Linked DNA regions of Mus musculus: regions 1 and 3 are each linked to region 2. The links are chromatin loops, found by intact Hi-C in ENCODE. Cell type or tissue: heart. All regions are shown on one strand. Each heading gives the region's core, and the rest is flanking DNA. Links, peaks and the distances in the headings are about the cores only.

Region 1 (6,127 bases), core at 1-5,000, 48 kb after region 2:
CAAGGGTCAGACAGTGACTCAAGAGCTAGAACCTGAAATAAACTCTCATCCTGTTTGTTTCTGCTCATGGTGGGTTTGTTGTTGTTTTGGTTTTTCTGAGACCGGGTTTCTCTGTGTAGCTGTGGCTATCCTAGAACTTACTATGTAGATCAGGCTGGCCTTAAACTCACAGAGATCCACCTGCTTATACCTTCTTGCTGGGACTAACGGGTGTGTCACCGTGCCTGACACAAGGAATGTAACTTTTAGCAATACATTGTAGGTGGAATTGTAAGTGGGAACAAATGCATGTGTGGATAATGGTAGCCCCTCAGCTATCCCCTGACAGTAGAAGCAGTTTTGCTACAAGTCCATTCATTAGGACATTGATAGAATGTCAGTGCTTTAGGCAAATTAAATACTCTGGTCCAGGCTGGTAGCACAAACCTGTAATCCCAGCACTGGGTAGGTTGGGAGGCAGGCAGGAGAAGCTCTCTTGAGTTCAAGGCCAGCCAGATGTCTACATCACAGTGAGTGGCACAGTAACCAGGGCCACTTACTGAGAACCTATATCAAAAAATAAACACCAATAACAAAAACAAGCCAGACTTGGTGGCATAAACCTTTAATCCTGCCACTTGGAAGGCAGAGATAGGAGAATTTCTATGAATTTCAGGATAGCCACGGCTACTAGTAAGACCTTGCCTCAAAACAAGCCCTTCCAAAAACAAACAACAAAAGCCTTCTAAAATGCCCAAGCTATTATTTTAAAAACAAAAAGTTGCCTTCTTTATGATATGCAAATAGCCCCTGTAGTGTTCCCGATTTGAAAGTTTTATTTGGGAAAGAAAATCATTAGTTATACTGCCACCATGGGACAGCAAACAATGGTAAACACTCAAGCAAGGTTAGCAAGAACATGACACCACACCTGCGTGAGAAAGTTACTGTGCTTCACACGGCTGCGTCCACCTTTCCCACGGTAGCCTCTAGTGTTGCTTATCTCGCTGTGCAACGGAGGGACCAATGCCAGCCACCACGAGAACAAATATTATCACGACATCTCAGATACAATGTAGGTGCCAGATTAATCAAGTCTCCAAACAGAAGAAAATACAACTAAGTGCTTGATGTTGATCATGGTCAAAGAAGCCAACCCACCTGCTGTCATGCTCACGTTCACACACAACACTTCCACGACTTCCACTTCATAGATGTAAGCTTTCTGAACGATAGCCCACGGAATGTATACTACTATATCCTTTTCTCTAAACACACAGTGCACAGAAGAGCAGACTTCTAGACTCCAAGTTTCACTCATATTTAAATCTTAACCCTCTTCCTAAAACTATATACAAGCGTATACTCCGTTCACTCTGGCACTGGAGGAAATCTCAGCCCCCGGGGTTTGGGGCCAGCCTGGGCAACACAACAAAACTTCACCTCTTAATTAAAACAAATTCAAGCACACTGAAGTGGCTCCATTACATACCTTCACATTCTCTTGGGCTCCCTCCTGCTTCTGCTTCATACTGAGATTCATTTTTCAGCTGGCAAAGCACAAGAAGAAAAGGTGATTTCAGTATTTATATCTGAATGTGGAATCTAGATTTTTTTTTTAGAAAATTATTTATACCACAAAAATCTTACTACTTTATGGTAGAACCACTATCTGTAACAATGGCACAGTGTCCTGTACAAACTACAGAGATCTCAAAAAGACCTGAGAAAAGGGCACTGGGAAAAGCCAAACAGACACTTGGGCCCATTCACCCTAAAGAACAGCATCATGCACATGACTGCAATCCTGGAACACGGTGGAGATAGGAGCCTATGGGAGCCTAGGCTACGCAGCCAAGAGCCTGTCTCAAAAACAAAAACAAAACCCAAGATCTTTTGGCTCCAACCAAGATGTCGAGCTCAGTGAGTACTGTGCATAACAAGCATGCACAAAGGCTCAGCTCAGTTCCTGGTACTGCATAACCAGACACAAGTCCATAATACCAGCAGCTGGGCAGAGAACCAGAATTCAAGGTTATAGTCAGCTACGTAGCAAACACAAGACCAAGCTGAATTTAAAAGGAGGCTAGGGGGAACGGTAAACTGTACCCCCCACCTCTTACTTACATGTAATTAAAAATTTACATTGTGCCCTGGCACTCACCCATGTATGCAAATATAAACAACTTATAGCCCAGCCAGAGTGGTGTTCTGTTATTTCCTATTCTATTTCAAGTTAATAAAACCCGATCGCCAAAAACAAAACAAAACAAAACAAAACAAAAATTGGGCAGCGGTGGCACACGCCTTTAATCCTAGCACTTGGGAGGCAGAGGCAGGCGGATTCATGAGTTCAAGGCCAGCCTGGTTTACAGAGTGAGTTCCAGGCCAGGGCTACACAGAGAAACCCTCTGTCTCGGAAAAACAAACAAACAAACAAACAAACAAACAAAAAACCCGATCGGAAACCTATTCGCAGGGGCTTTGATGTATTTCTCTTTTCTTTTTAAATGGCTAAGTGGGCAAAGCTGACCTTGAACTCCTGTACCTCCTGCCTCAACCTCCTGGGTGCAGGAGACTGAGCACTGACACCAGGCCCAGACTTGGATAACGAAGGCAGTGGGCCAAGATCCCGCTATCATTAGTGAGTCGTGAGCACAGAGACAGTGTCGGAGAACCTACTATCACCTACAGCGGCACCACTGGGAGAGCAGACGCAGGACTCAATGCCCTTGTCCCAGGAGTAGCGTTTGCTGCAGTTGGTGAGCAGGCGGGAGGGATCTACACCCAGTTCAACCCCTAGCCGTGCAATCAGCCCGGACTCCGAGGCAGCAAACTTCCCCGGGCGCGCCGGCCCCGCCCAACGCGGCGCGCGCCAGCCAATAGGAAGAGCGAACACCAGAGCGCGCCAAAACCGACCTCACCAATGGCGCAGCCCCTCGTCTCAGCTCGCCCAGCTTTGCCTTGCAGTCGGGCCGAGACTCGGGTCCCTTTCAAGTCCCCAGACTCGGGTCCCTTCAAATCGTCGCCTCCCAGGCCGGCTCCCCGTGGCTGAGAAGCAGGCCGGGCATTCGGGCCAGCCCGGCGATCCCGCGGCCGGAGTTGCACTCGCCCCGCCCTCGGTCTCCCGCGCCCTCGGACTCACAGACAGCAATGCTCAGTTCCCGGCGAGCGTGAGAGCCGCACAAGGCCCTGGCACCACACCGGATTCAACGACGCCAGAACGACCCGAACCTGCAGACTAACCCGCCGACCCGGTAGCTGACGCGCCGAAAGGCGGAGCCTCGGCATTCAGCCAATCGCCTCTCGCCGCCGCCCACCGCGCCCGTGGCTTCCGTGCGCCTGCGCACCCAGCCAAGGTGCGTGCAGTCTCTGGAAGAGGTCACCGAGGTTCCTCTTGCCTTAGGAGTGTGTGCCCTCTGACCTTGCCGTCTGACCCTCCGCTTCCGGCTCCAAGTGTCTGCCGGCGAGGACAAAAGAGACTCTCACTAGCGGCAAACACGAGAATATACATATATTTTTTCCAAGGTATTTTGTGTGTTTAGTTTTTAATATACATACATGCAAGCATGCATACCTAGATGCGCACACACTAAAGGAAGCAAATAAACAGACGAAACGTGATGACTCAAAAGTCACACTGTGACAGTCACTAGAAATAGCAAGGGCCCGCTTCAAGCTAACAAAAAAAGTTGAAGCTGAGGAATTTTAACTCTATACTTAAGACAGATGACTTTTACTGTATTTGAACTAGACCTCAATTAACTGGCAAGATGGCTCCTTGGTTGAGAGCATTTGTTCTTGCACGGGACAAACCTGGGTTTGGTTCCAAGCACCCACATGGTGGCTTACAACCATCCATAGCCCTTGTTCCAGGAGATCTGATGCCCTTCATGGACACCAAGATGAATATGCATCACACAGGCAACTTTGAAAAACCTAAACTATACCTCAGTAAATCTAAACAAAGGAGGGAGGGCTGCAATACAGGAAACCTCTATAAAGGACTTCCTGGCTGGCTATATAAATATAAGTTTAAAGCCAGCCAGGTTACATAGACAGAATGCAGTAGGGTTGCTAACACCAGAACCTGCTTTATCAGTCAATAACAATTTAGAAGGAAACAGAACTAGGGCCAAGGGAACCGCGATGGCCTAGAGGCTGAGAAAAGTCAATGTATTTGTCACCTTACTTGTTGCTGTAACAAATACCTGACCAGTGCAACTTAAGGAAGGGTTTGTCGGGGCTCACAATTTAAGCGTACAGTCCTCAGAGTCGGGAAGGTATGGCAGTGGGGGGAAGGGGGGCAGCAGGTCCCATACATGCAGGCCAAGCATTTGTACACATACAAAATGTTGCATGTTAGCCAGCACTAAATCCTGCTCAATGGGAAAATATTCTATCCATTTCCACAGAGAACCTGTATTCTATGGTCCAGCCAGTTACCACACTATCACCTCTCAGCCTCAAGTCCCCTGGCAAGTTCCAGAGGAACTGCATATGTGTTCTGCCCTCAGAATACTGGCGACTTCTCCTTTGCTCTCTCATGCTCTCTAGTGAGACCTGGACTTCAGGTCTGGATGAGGAAGAAAGTTCTTGGTGGGAAAGTTAAGATTCTTCCTACTCAAATTTTTGTGGATTATTTTGTTTGCTTGCTTGCTTCTCAAACAGGGTTTCTCTGTGTAGCCTGGACTGTCCAAGAACTCACTCTGTAGAACAGGCTGGCCTCGAACTCATAGAGATCTGCTTGCTTCTGCATCCCGAGTGCTGGGATTATAGGTGTGCACCAACACCACACTGAGGCTGTTACTCAAAGTTTTAAAAGAATTTTCTTTTCCTAAGAAATGCAATTTGAAGCTGGGTATGATAGCTCACACCTGTAATCCAAACACTAGGGAAGTTGAGGCAGGAGGATCTTGAGTTTGAAGTCATCCTGAGCTATGTAGGGAGACCCTATTCCAAAATGAGGGAACGGGGGGAGGGGAGGGGGAGAGAGGGAGAGGCTAAGGAAATGGCTAAGCAGATAGAGTGCTTACTGCAGAGACTTACCATGTGAATTCCATCCCCAGGACCCGATGGTAAGAGAGCACTGGCTCTTAAAAGTTGTCCTCTGACCTACACACACACACACACACACACAGAGAGAGAGAGAGAGAGAGAGAGAGAGAGAGAGAGAGAGGTGAATGTAAAGAATAGAAAAAGAAAAGTGACATAAGGAACAGCGGCTACCCTTTCCACCTAAAGATGAGATGCAGATCTTGGAGAAACTGCATACCCTATGGGACTCTACCTATGAAACTTTCTGTAAGTATATACTCTCTAGAACTATATATATATTTGTAGTCTCCCCTCCCCCAGCCTGAAACCTGCTTGCTCAGGGGTGGAGCTTCTTGCTCATTCGTTCTGCCACGCCCACTGCTGGAACCTGCGGAGCCACACACGTGCACCTTTCTACTGGACCCGAGATTATTCGGCGGGAATCGGGTCCCCTCCCCCTTCCTTCATAACTAGTGTCGCAACAATAAAATTTGAGCCTTGATCAGAATAACTGTCTTGGCTACATTCCTTTCTCTCGCCACCTAGCCCCTCTTCTCTTCCAGGTTTCCAAAATGCCTTTCCAGGCTAGAACCCAGGTTGTGGTCTGCTGGCCGGACACAACAATTGGCGAACCAACGCGGGACTGAGAAACGGCAAAGGATTTTTGGAAGAGACGCTGCTGGTTCGGAGCTCCATAAAATAAAGGATAAAGGAAATTCATACCGGAGAAGGTATGGGCTAAGCTGAGACAGCGTTAAACCCGAGCGCTGGTTCACTTAGGTTCAGCAGTGAGGAGCTGGGTAATAGGCGGTAGGCCGTAGCTCTCTGAAGCTACATGAGGTGTGAGAAAAGAAAGGGTTTATTAAAAGGAATAGGCGGATTGCCCCAGTTAATAAAAAATGCATCATAAGGGAGGAAAATGTCCCAAAAAGCAGAGAGAAATTTCTCTCTGGGCCTTATAGCAGGAGTACTCTGTTCCCTTTTGTGTCTTGTCTAATGTCCGGTGCACCAATCTGTTCTCGTGTTCAATTCATGTATGTTCGTGTCCAGTCTGTATGAATGAATGTTCTATGTTTTATGTTGGATAATAAAGATGGTATAAAAAACTTTA
Region 2 (6,284 bases), core at 718-5,717:
AGCTCATCCAGGTAGGATGTGTAACGTGGGGGAGGAGGGGCGCTGACGTGACAGAAAGGTGTGCATAGCGTGTGTCTTAGCTTTGCCAAGGAAATGAGAGTTCAGAAGTAAGAGCATGCGGCTGTTTTGATTTGAACCAAGTCAAAACCTTGATGGACACATCTAACCCTTTCTTAAGCCTGGGTTTTCAACTTCACGTTAAACCTAGATCTGCAGTCTATAGTGGTTACCGGGCAGAGTATGGCCAGTGCTCACATCCAAAGCACCAGGCAGTAAAGGAGAGGGATTCAACAGAAGAAGACGAAGGTGCCGTCCATAGGCAGAGCTGGAGAACAGTGTTAACTAGATAGATATTATGGAATGTCTAGTTCACAGCCCACCACATGTTGGGCTAACAGCAATGTACTACAGAAGCAGATTATGGCTCCCCAAATGGTAAATGAGAAAGTTTCTTCTGTTTAAAACAGGGTCTTATGCAAGCCAAGCTGTCTCTCGAACCCACTGTATAGCTGAGGCTAGTCTTGAACTCTTGACCCTCCTGCTGCTACCTCCCAAGAGCCAGGGTTGCAGGCCGGCTTGGAGTAGTAATTTTAAAGAGCAACGGGAAGGATCATTCCTCCAGGTTATCTATCCCCTCACCACTCAGTGCTCTCACTGGAACACCATGGGTAAATCTGTTTACCACCTGAGGTGTTACAGCCCCAGAAGCAAAAGCATGGAAGGCCTTTCACGGGCTCTCAGCTGTCCCGAATGGGGCACTTTCCCAGAGGCCTGGACTTAAGGGCTTCCTCCTTGCCTGGCTGCTTGTATTCTCCCTGCTGTGATCTGTTCCCAGATGGCTTGGGTGTACGTGAAGCAGGAAGGAACACACAAGCAATTGTTGTAACCGCAGCTTTACAGAAATCGGCCCCTGAGACAGGCTGCGGTGAGAAGAGGAAGGGTGACCCTGTGCCAGCCAAAACCCAGGAGGCAGGGAGAGAACAGAGGGAGGGCCCGGGGCTGGGCTTCCCAGGGGCTGGACAGCACTAGGCACACAGTTATAGAAAACATAGAAGAAGATGACTTTCTCTAGCAAACAAATAGCTTTCTGAGCATAGTGGAACACACATATAATCCCAGGACTGGGCAGATAGACATAGGAGGATCCAGAGTTCAAGACAAAACCTGGGCTACATAGCAAGACATTGCCTCAAAGGAAGGAAGCACCTGATGGGAAAACGGAGGCATGGAGGTGCTGTGGGAAATGGGCTGGCTGTCAAAATCCTTGCCTCTGGCCAGACCTGAGCCCTGTCTATGTGCAGAGCTGTTGAGTATTTCTGCTATAGCCAGAGCATCCTCGAGCAGCCTCTCGCAGGCAGTTTTCCCTGCTGAGCGAATGGACCCAGATGTGGTGCTCATGCCTACAGTCCCAGTACTGGCAAGGCTGAGATAAGAGGATCGCTACTACACGTCTGAGAGGCCAGCCTGGGCTACAGAAGTAGATGCTGTATCAAGCCAAGAAAGAAAGGATTTTTGTTTCCTTCCAGCTATTCACTGCTTACCGTCACCTGAGTAAGACCCTTTTAGGTCTCTAATTATCTTCTCTGACTCTGATAATGTGCTAGGCAAACCGCCAGCCTCTGAGAGGCAAATAGCTTTCTTGTAAGACCTATGAGAGGTGTCTTCCATGGAGCGGGGAAGTCAGTCAGTCAGGATGCTGCTCCTCTAGCAGGGCCATGAGGGACAGTCCAACTCTCTTGTGGAGCAGATCTGTCCTAGGAAAAAACAATTTTATAGGTAATCTTCCCTTTTTTTTTTTTTTTTTTGGTTTTTTGAGACAGGGTTTCTCTGTGTAGCCCTGGCTGTCCTGGAACTCACTCTGTAGACCAAGCAGGCCTCAAACTCAGAAATCCACCTGCCTCTGCCTCCCGAGTGCTGGGATTAAAGGTGTGCGCCACCAAGCCTGGCACTATGGGTAATCTTATGGAGAAAAAGATATAAGCTGAAGGAGTGAGAATTACAATCCCCACTTCCCACTTGTTATCACCCTACAATCCTAGTGTTTCCTACCACTTGGTATATATAATTGCAGGAAGTTAAAAAAATAAATAAATAACCGGCATTCTGTGAGCTCACTGTACTTCTACTTTAGAAACAAGGTTTGTGTCCACTGTGCCTGCTGGCAGGAAAGACATCGGTGTGTAACTGATACTTTCATTTTGTTTTGACTTTTATTTTGTAGCCCAAGCTGGTTTAGAACTTAGCTGTGTAGCTGAGGCTGACCTTGACCTGACCTTCCTGCCTCTACTTGCCGAGTTTTGGGACTACGGGCATACACCACCACACTTGGGTACTTGTTAGACTCTGGAGTTTGAGAATTCCATTTATCTTTAGGGTTCGAGTGATCTAGACAGTGTGGCATGGCAGTGTCATTATCACCCAGGGGTCATGCCTGCCATCCCTGCCTACCAGGTAACCTGGGCAGGTTTCCAAGGGTCACAGAAGGAGCAGAGCCTTGGAGCAACGAGTTGCTTAGGTCCTTTCCTGTCTCAGAGCTCCTTTTCCTGCCCCCCCACCCCCCCCCAACACAAGTGAAGCCAATCTCTGTTTCTGTGGCACTGGGCCAGTTACTTACCCTGGGTGTGCCTCAGTCACAAAGTGTTTTCTGTCAACAAAATAGGACTCACTTCATCAGGTCACCATGAGACATGTGTGAACTAGCACTCGTATAGGGCTCAGAACGGCACCAGGAATACCGGCAGCACTCTTGGATTACACTGGGATAGCTCTAACCACAAGAATGACCATATGATGATATCCTCTTAACTTTCAGCTTGGAAACAGGGAAATTAAACCACGCAGTGAAAAACCCAAGCACTCATAAAAACAAATCCTATACTGCTCGTCCCCCAGGTCACAGCCTAAATGCCCTCTGCTATCTTCAAGGAGACGGAACTTTACATAGAACGAAGGGCAGGGCTGAGGGTGGAGTTTATAGCACGTATTTGGGAAGCTAAGGCAGGGGGATTATGAGTTTGAGGGCAGAGTGAGCTACATAGTTTCAGGCCAGTCTGAAGCACATGGTAGACCCTGTCTGAAAGAAAAAGAGAGGCGGGGGAGAAGAGAGAGAAGAAAATGGAAAATTCACAATAAATTGAAGCTCTGCCAGTGAGAAATCTCCAGAATATGTAAAAAGCTTGAAAGTAACAAAACCAGGTGTGATTTTTCTGACCTGAGGAACACTGACAAACTGGGACTAAAAGTGCAGCAGAGCTCTGCCTCTGCAACCTCTTCGGGAAGGATCCGGAGGGGAAGGTCACTGCCCTTGTCATCATTAAAAGGGCTTTTATTTGTCTTGTCAGCAAATCGTCTTCTCTAGCAAAACCCCCTTTGTGGCAAGAAGTCTCTTGGAGAAGCTGTCGAGGCAGGTCCTTGTGATGCAGAAGCTGGCAGCCGTGAGTGACGAGAACCTCGGGAACATCACCTCTGTGGTGGAAGGTAAGCCCGCCACCTGCAGGCCATCCCTGGAACCGAAGCACGCCCGACCACGCATGCTCACTGGAACTCAGTGGCGAGGCAGCTGAGTATACTCCAGCCTCAGTCTGGCTCCGAGCTTGTGTCTGGTGCAGAACTTTGGGGGACGGTTCAATGTGTGCGAAGATCAGACCTCATTCCTTAGTAGCCATCTACCTTGGTTTTTGAAACAGGATCTCTCACTAGCCTGAAGCTCACTAGGCTAGCTAGCCAGCAAGCCCAGGATCCTCTTGTTTCTCTCTCACCCCTCCCTAGCACTGAGGTTACAAGCACTATGTAACCAGCTTTTTAACTGTGGGTCCCGGTGTTCAAACCCGGGTCCTTGTGCTTTCAAGGCAAGCATTTTACCAATTGAGCCATTCTTCAGCTTCACAGCAGAACATGCCATGGAGTAGATACCCTTGACTTTTTGTGATCTGGCCACTGGACTCTTTCATAAAGGCAAGGGTTTGTCCTTTTTCACATCAGATATGAATGGAAACAGAGACTTCTGGGAAATCTGTAACTGAGCCTGAACCCACCCTGAAGTTCTCCCGATGCATTTCTGCCTCTCTTTTCTATTCCTGCTAAGAGCAGTGACTTTGGCAGGTAACTAAATGGTGGGAGAAATGGCAGACATTCGGGCTGCAAATGAGTTGTGTCTCGTGCTCTACTACAGCCTCGTCCTGATCACAGGCACCCACAAGTGTGATTGTGAGCATGTGCCACCTGCCCGTGCTGTCTGCTTGGACTGACCTGGGAGCCTGGGGCAGAGGAAAGGCTCTTCCAGCAAACCCTGCCGTGTTCCGGCCCCTCCGAGGGCTTATTCTGTATGGCGTTTTTGCTATAAAGTCACAGGAGTTTAGTGTGGCCTCCCCAAGGCTGAGCAGCTGTGCCTTGTCTTTGAGAACAAACAGCTGAGTAGTCACTGAGGTCTCTTTGCTCCAGGGAGGAGGGGTTTTTCTCTGGACCGCCTACCAATCCACAAAGACTGTAGTAGTTCCAGTAGAAAAGCACAGTCCTAGTGCCTGTGGGGGCATATCTAATCTCATCTACTCAGGACACTGAGACCACTTCAAGGTCAGCCTGTGCTATAGAGTGAGATCAAGGTTACCCTGGGCAAGACATATTTCAAAATCATTAGTAAAAAGGTTAGAGATGTAACTCAGTGGTAGTGCATTCCTGAGATCCTAGGATCAATCCCCAGTAACACACACACACACACACACACACACACGATGAAAGAAAAAGGAAAGAAGGGAAATTTGCCTGGGGGGGGCGGAGGGGATAGACAAGAAGATTGGGAATTCAAGGTTATCCCTTTGTTTGAGGATAAACTGGGTTACATGAGACCTAGTCTTAGATAATGAATGAATGAATGAAAATATTGTTAAAAATAAAACAAAATAAAGGTTTTTAAAAACACAAAAGACAGGCTCTAATGTCCCTGGGACAGCTTACCACCAGACCCAGGTTGCCATCATCCTCTCTTCATTAACATCCCTCTTCTCTTCCAGCCATACCAGAATTTCACAAAAAGCTCTCCTTGCTGGCCTTCTGGACCAAATGCTGCAGCCCCAGCGGGGTCTACCACAGCTCCGCTGCCCGCCTCATCAAGCAGCTGGAGGCCAGCTTCGCCAGAAGCATCAACAAAGACTATCCAGGACTGGCAGAGCCAGGTACAGACCGTTGTGAGAGGCTGTCCTCCCGCAGCCCAGGGGGGATGAGGCCAGCCTCAAAAGAGAATTACACGCTCTCCAGGGGAAAGATGGGATAGCCAGCTTGACTACAAAAAAGATGCTGAGCATGGAGAATAGCAGCGGTGGTGTCTTTTAAAGTACTGTATCCATCATCCCCCACCTCCCACTCGGCTGTGGCAAACTGCCTGACAGAAACGGCTTCTAAAGGAGGGGTAGACTTTGGCTCACATCTCAGGAGGTACTGCCCATCCTGTCAGGGAAGGCATGGCAGCTGAAGCAGGTTGGTGCAAGATGCTGGGAGCATGTGGCTGGTCACATCAGAGATAGCACCCAGAAAACAGAAGTGAGCCAAGTGTTAACCCCAACTGCTCACCCCATGGCCTGTGTCAGCCAGTTAACCCCCGAGTTCCGATGTGTCCACAGCCTCCCAAACAGGACCACTGGCTGAGGACTAGATAACATCTGAGCCCATGAGAGAAGTTTCCCAGTCAGTCCACAAGTACTTCGTGTCTGTATTGTTTGTACAGTTGTCCCTCGGTGTCTGTGGGTGAACAGTGCCGGAGCCTGCCATGCATGGCTGAGTCTGTGTTTGCTCTCTTACATCCTTTGCTTACACCAAGCATGGGTTTGTATACAAGCTCCACACTTCCTCCTCCATACCCCAGACCACTTACAAGGCTTGGCTAGGCAAACACCAAATAAATGGTTGCTGCATTACATTGCCTGGGGAGTGGCAGCATTTACATGTTCAGTATAGATGTGCTTTCCCTTGGGTTCTTGGCCTGCAGTTGCTTAGATTCATAGATGTGCGAACTCAGGGGTACAGAGGGCTTTTTCCTGAACGTACCTCCAATGAGAGGATGTCAGACGGTACAGTGACTTTCGAAGAATGGAATCCTAGTCTATGCCTACAACGTGAGCCAGCAATTCTACTCGTAAATACACAAAGAGAATGTACGCCTGTCTGTGTAAGACACGCATAAGAAGATTCACAGCCCGAGACACAACAGACAGAATCTGGTGACAACTAAAATGCCATGGGCAAAGGGCGACTCCACAGAGACTGTGTTGAGTAAAATAAACCAGACATAG
Region 3 (6,284 bases), core at 391-5,390, 63 kb after region 2:
TGACAACCTGACCATGATTTGGGGAGGACTGTGGAAGGACTTTGGAACTTTGGGCTAGAAGATCCATTTGTCATTAAGAGCTCTGTCAGATGTTGTATAGGAGCTTGGAAGATAATGTTGAGAACAGTGCAGAAGATGGAGGTCTGGCTTGTGAAATTTCAGAGGGAAAATTAAAGACTCTTTTCATGGCCATTGCTGTTTTGATTGTGAAGATTCTGTGGTTCTGATTAGCTGGGGCTGAAGAATGAGCTGTGACTAACAAGCTACCAGAACTACTAAAGCGAAACTTTTGCATTACTGGGACTATTGATGCTGGTTAGCTGGAGCTAAGAAATTAACGGTGATTAAGAAGAGACCAGCATCGTTGAGGTGACATCTTCTGGGAAGTGTTTTCTGAAAGCACAAAGAGGCTGTGTTCCAGAGATAGCCAAGATTGTATTCCTGCTGCAGCGGGACTTGGTAATGTGTAAGAGTCACCCAGGTGGTATTGGTTTTGAAGGCATGAAGGGGTCACGCAGAGCAGCTGAGGCTTGGCACTGTGAGAGGCCATGGAAGGCATTGGTGAAGGTGCAGCCTCAGTTGCAATTGACAGCCCAGGACTGAAGGAGTCATGCAGTGTTTTGGAGATGCCAGTACCATGAGATGACCACCAAGAGCAGCAGCAGCAGTGGAGTACAGGCATCTGGAGCCTAGAGGACGACGTGTGTGCTACAAAGGGCATGGCTGGAGAAGTGACCCAAGCCCTTGGAGGAGCCCAGAAGATTGTGAGTTGGATCCCAGACATTGGATGGTTAGAGATTGACTTTTGCTTTTGATTGTGACTGTGCTCTGATACTTTCCCTCTTGAAGGAAGAAACTATTTTAGTGGAGCCCACAGTTAAGAGATTTTTAATTGTAAAAAGACTTTGGATTTTAGAAGATATTGGACATTTTAAAGGGATTGACTTTTAATATGTAAAGACTGTGGGACTTCTAAAGTTGTTTAGATCTTCGGGATGAATAAGAAATTAAGGGTTGAGGCTTACTAGTGATGTGTTTGTGTGTCAAGTTGACAAGGGGTCAATTGTACTGGCTAGTTTTGTGTCAACTTGACACAGCTGGACTTATCACAGAGAAAGGAGCTTCAGTTGAGGAAATGCCTCCATGAGCTACAACTGTAAGGCATTTTCTCAATTAGTGATCAAGTGGGGAAAGGCCCCTTGTGGGTGGGACCATCTCTGGGCTGGTAGTCTTGGTTCTATAAGAGAGCAGGCTGAGCAAGCCAGGGGAGGCAAGCCAGTAAAGAACATCCCTCCATGGCCTCTGCATCAGCTCCTGCTTCCTGACCTGCTTGAGTTCCAGTCCTGACTTCCTTGGTGATGAACAGCAGTATGGAAGTGTAAGCCGAATAAACCCTTTCCTCCCCAACTTGCTTTTTGGTCATGTTTGTGCAGGAATAGAAACCCTGACTAAGACAATATATTAGTCATGTTAGGTTATAATCCTTGTGCTCTAGCAGGACAGAAGTCCTGAGTGGACAAGAAGTTCTCAGTTCCCAGCTCCAGCAGCGTGTTTCCCTACATGCTTAGCAGCAGTTGAGCTGCTGCAGTAAGCAGGTTAAGGCCGCAGCAAGCGATGTCCTATAAAGCTGGAGTTCCTGCACAGATCTCAGTATCCACAGCCTTAACCCTACAGGCACTGCAGACCTAGGAAGCTCTTGGTGGTGGCTGGCATTAATAGCTTCTAGTTAGCCTCATGTCTGGAGAGTCTTAGCCCTCAACACTGGCCCGCATTAAAAGCTGTTAGGCCAGGATCTGAAGCTGGAGAACCCTGCAAGTTCAAGTCCTGCTTGTGCACATTAAAAAGTTTCAGGCCAGACCTGATCTCAGAAACAAGTCAGACAGGGCAGCTCATGCCTGTAATCCCAGAACTCAAGAGACAGAGACAGGAGAATCATTATAGATTTAAGGCCAGCACTGGCTACATGGTGAACTACAAACAAACCTAGCCTACAGGGAAAAGCCTGCCTCAAAACAACAAAACCAAAAATGACCTACATACCCAAGCGTGTTAATGCACACCTTTGATCTCGGCACGAAGGAGGCAGAGTCAGATGGATCCCTGTGAGTTCCAGGCCAGCCTGGTCTACATACTTCCAGGCCAGCCTTGTCTACATACTTGTAGGACAGCCAGGCCTATGTAGAAAGACCCTGTCTCAAAAACACAAACCAAAATAGATTGAGGTGCCAAGGCTGTTATGGGCTGTGAAGATTGTCATGCTGCGGCCTCCAGACTTCAGTAGAGTGTTTGAGACAGCTTGTCCTGGTAGAAGAGCGCTGGCTGTTTGGGGGGACTGTCTTGGTGCTACAGCAAGAGAGTCATCAGTAGCTGTCAATTAGGGGATCAAGTTGCTTTGCCCCCCAAACATGAACATGAGGAATGTGTACAGGAAGAACTTAAGGAGCCATCATGACCACTGATGGTGATTTTAACAGATTTGGTGATGGGTGTGTTGCTAGAACTCCAGGCCCGTGAGCTGCATTGCCAGCCCACTGGTGCTTGCGTGTCCCTACGATCTTCCTACTCAGCTCCCTGAGTGCCACCACTGCAGGTAAGCATCACCACCTACCCCAAGCCCAGGGAGAAGCAAATGTCTGTCACCTGTCTCAACTGTGAAGCCTAGTGCATTTCCCAAGTTGAGCAGAATCAGGAAGCCAAGGCCATCTGCTCCTGTAGTGTCTCACCTGCGCCCTCTACTGGTAAAATGCAGCACTAGCAGCAAAGGAAAAAAAAGAGTACTAAGCCATTTTCCTTTTTTTAAATGTATTAGCACGCTCGTGTGTGTGTGTGTGTGTGTGTGTGTGTGTGTGTGTGTGTGTGTGTGTGTGTGTGTGTGTGTGTGTGTAAATTTATTTGCTTCTGTGTTCGAGGGGGAGGGTCAGAGGACAACCCATAGGAGTCTGTACTTTCCTTCTACTGGGTGGTGTCAGGAGTCAAACTCAGGTAGTGAGAGACTTGGCAGTAAGTCCTGACCAGATCATTTTTTAAAAGACCAGGCCAAGGGCTGGAGAGATGGCTTAGTGGTTAAGAGCACTGACTGCTCTTCCAGAGGTCCTGAGTTCAGTTCCCAGCAAACACATGGTGTCTCACAGCCATCTGTAATGGGATCCCATGCCCTCTTCTGGTGTGTCTGAAGACAGCAACAGTGTACTCATTCATATACATAAAATAAATAAATATTTTTTAAAAGACCATGCCATATTAGGACTTTGTAGCTGAGAGGCAACAGATAGATCATTTACCAGAGATGTGACTGTTCCCAGGGTTCAGATCCCACCCACCCCATTTTTTTGTTTTCTTTTGTTTTTTGAGACAGGGTTTCTCTGTGTAACCCTGGCTGTCCTGGAACTCGCTCTGTAGACCAGGCTGGCCTCGAACTCAGAAATCTGCCTGCCTCTGCCTCCCAAGTGCTGGGATTAAAGGCATGCACCACCACCACCCGGCTCTCTCTTTTGAGATAGGTCCCCAAGTTGACCTCAAACAAACTCCCAAACCACCAGCCCGGCCACTGTAGTGCTGGGGCTCTCATCGCTCTCCTGAGCATCCAGCCAAGTTCAGGTGGGAATGATTTAAGTGTTCGTGCACAAGTTTGTCAATGACTTCATTTCCATTTTCTCTCCAAAATGAAAATGAACAAAATATCAACATAGTTTTAAAAGATGCAAATGGGGACCAGAGAGAATGACTCCAGGTTTAAGAAGACTTTCAGAGAGCTAGGCGTGGTGGCGCACGCCTTTAATCCCAGCACTTGGGAGGCAGAGGCAGGCAGATTTCTGAGTTCGAGGCCAGCCTGGTCTACAGAGTGAGTTCCAGGACAGCCAGGGCTACACAGAGAAACCCTGCCTGAAAAGAAAGAAAGAAAGAAAGAAAATTAAGGGGGGTGGGGAGCTGGAGAGATGGCTCAGTGGTTAAGAGCACTGACTGCTCTTCCAGAGGTCCTGAGTTCAGTTCCCAGCAAACACATGGTGTCTCACAGCCATCTGTAATGCCTGTCTGTAATGGGATCCAATGCCCTCTTCTGGAGTGTCTGAAGACAGCTACGGTGTACTCACATATATAAAATAAATAAAATCTTTATTAGAAAAGAAGAGAAAATTAGGAGTTGGGCATGAGTGACACATGCCGTTGATCTCAGTGTCTGGGGAGTAGAGGCAGGGGAGTTAGAGTCAGCCTGCTCTACATAGTGAGATCCAGCATAGCCGGAGCCACATAGAAAGACCCTGTCTCAAAAAGCAGAGAAACAAACAAACATAGGTCTGGAGACGGCTCAGGGACTAAGAGCATACACCACTCTAGCAGACAACCTAGCTTTAATTCCCAGCACCCACACTGGGTAGCTCACAACCGCATGTAGCTGAAGTTCAAGTGGATCTGAGCCTCTGAGGGGACCTGAATTCATGTGCATATACACACATGCACATATGCATGATTAAAAATAAATCTTTAAAAATAGGAAAACCAGTCACACCCTCCATCTGTACTCCCAACACTCAGAAAGCTGAGTCAGGAGGATTGTAAGAGCTCAGGCTGGCCTCCAACTCCTCCTGCTGCAGTCTTCTGCATGCTGGGATGACAAGCCCAAAGCCGTTTTTGTGTGGTTTTTGAGATGAAGTCTCACTGTGAGCCCAGGCTGGCCTTGGCCTCTCTTCTTACCCACCCTCCCAGTGTTGGCATTATTCTTGTTGTAGTGCCACAGCCCTAAGTTAACAGACCTGTGTTGCAGGATATTTGATCACACTGTGAACCCTAAGATTGTATTATTTACTGCAAAAATCTCTTTCTGGTTGTGGTGTGGCTCAGTCCTTAGCACACCAGACACCTTTAATCCATCTGATTGGAATACAGACACACTCTTAGTACACACCTTTAATTCAAAACAATGAAGGTAACATTAGTGTGTAGAAGAAAGCAGCCATGTTTGAAAGTGATGTCTAATTGAGTGGCAGACAAAGAGATGAATCAGAGAAAGGATACACCCAACTCTCAGGAGAACAGAGGACAGGGAAACTACCTGAGGGACAGTGCAGAGACGGAAGGAGGGAGTTTTGCCAGGAGAGTTTTACACAGGTTAAAGAGAGAACAAGCTAGACACAAGTAAACATAGAGTGAGCCAGAGAATTGGGAGCCAAAAGATTAGAATAAGTTGCTAGAGTTAGTTTGAGGCCAAGCAGGACAATTCAATGAAAGGCCCAGAGAAGCCAGACTGAATCAGTCAGATTGGAGAGGCATTTGAGCCAGAACAGCTGCGTTGCGTCATCCAGCCAGAGCTCAGAACAAACTATGAACTACAAAGTTCTTCAGCACCAAATCTCAGAGGCAGAAAACATTCTAGGCCTAGATTAGATTGTACAGAGGCTAAGAGGCTTCTAATAGACCTAGGTTTCCAGAGAGAGGTTGTAAGCCACAAAGACCACAATTACATCAGGCGAATGAGTTACTTTTACATATCTGTAAAATGAGCAGAGAAGAGTCTGGGGCTCCTCTGTTCCCCGTGGTTTCCTTGCTGGCCCTGGTTTTCCTGTGAGATGTGCCTGACTCCCCGGATGCCCTTCAACTGATGTTGGCTTAGGGGGCTGAGCTTTTAAATGTCAGATCTTCTCATTTCCGCCTCTGTCCAGGGCACCTGCTCTGAAACACAGGTCTGTGGTTTGAATTTTATCATCCAAGAGGCCCGGTGGACTGGAGAGGTGCGTTAGCAATTGAGAGTGTTTACTGCTCTTCTGGAGGACAGGAGTTTGATTCCCAGCACCCAGAAGCATAGCTCATAGGCACATGTGACTCCAGCTCCAAGAGATCCAATTCTGTCTTCTGGACTCCTCAGGCACCACACACATGGATGGACACACACACACATACATGAATTAAATGATGATATGTATTAAAAAAAAAGAAGCCAAAGCGTTGTCTCTCTTGGCTCAAATTATGCCTATGTTTAATATAATCTTTGTGAGAAGATCTTGGTATGAAAAATGTCACAACTTATCTGCATAAACCAAAAAGTGACAGGATGTGCAGGTCCCAGTCTCTCTCACAGAAAGACACATTTCTTTTGTTGTTTTTGTGTTTGTGATGGAGTCCCACATAGCCTTGAATGACCTTGAACTCCTGACTCTCCTGTCCCTACCACCCAAATTCTGGTATTATATGTGTATGCCTTAATTGTCTAGGTGGCTTTGTACTCACTACGTAGCTCAGGCTGACCTTGAACTTGAGGAAGCACTCCTAGCTCAGCCTCCTGAGTCCTA

Evidence for each region. Peaks named below come from ENCODE experiments on the same cell type or tissue, not always from the same donor. Only the 100,000 strongest peaks of a DNase experiment are listed, where the experiment ranks them.
Region 1: it touches region 2 in a loop (2.1-fold over the local background); 4 of 42 quality-filtered maps call a loop at or near these places.
Region 3: a loop joins it to region 2, with 2.1 times the contacts of the local background. A loop is called at or near these places in 4 of 42 quality-filtered maps.

Annotation. Positions count from the first base shown.
Region 1 is chr13:24,758,689-24,764,815 of GRCm38, forward strand. Gmnn (geminin) reads right to left here and starts at 3,249. Exons shown (of 7, transcript NM_020567.2): 1 at 3,125-3,249; 2 at 1,472-1,529. The coding sequence starts at 1,522. In heart, for the core only: no CTCF peak of the experiment used is centred there; DNase peaks (open chromatin) are centred at 3,043 and 3,273; H3K4me3 peaks cover 2,502 bases; H3K27ac peaks cover 2,236 bases.
Region 2 is chr13:24,710,281-24,716,564 of GRCm38, forward strand. Ripor2 (RHO family interacting cell polarization regulator 2) reads left to right here. Exons shown (of 23, transcript NM_029679.2): 16 at 1-11; 17 at 3,342-3,477; 18 at 5,010-5,171. Among named protein-coding and RNA genes, the nearest start is that of Armh2, 28 kb to the right of the region's middle. In heart, for the core only: no CTCF peak of the experiment used is centred there; DNase peaks (open chromatin) are centred at 851, 2,501 and 3,501; H3K4me3 peaks cover 653 bases; H3K27me3 peaks cover 723 bases.
Region 3 is chr13:24,773,655-24,779,938 of GRCm38, forward strand. No RefSeq gene overlaps it. Among named protein-coding and RNA genes, the nearest start is that of Gmnn, 15 kb to the left of the region's middle. In heart, for the core only: a CTCF peak has its summit at 2,724 (motif pointing left); a DNase peak (open chromatin) is centred at 2,647.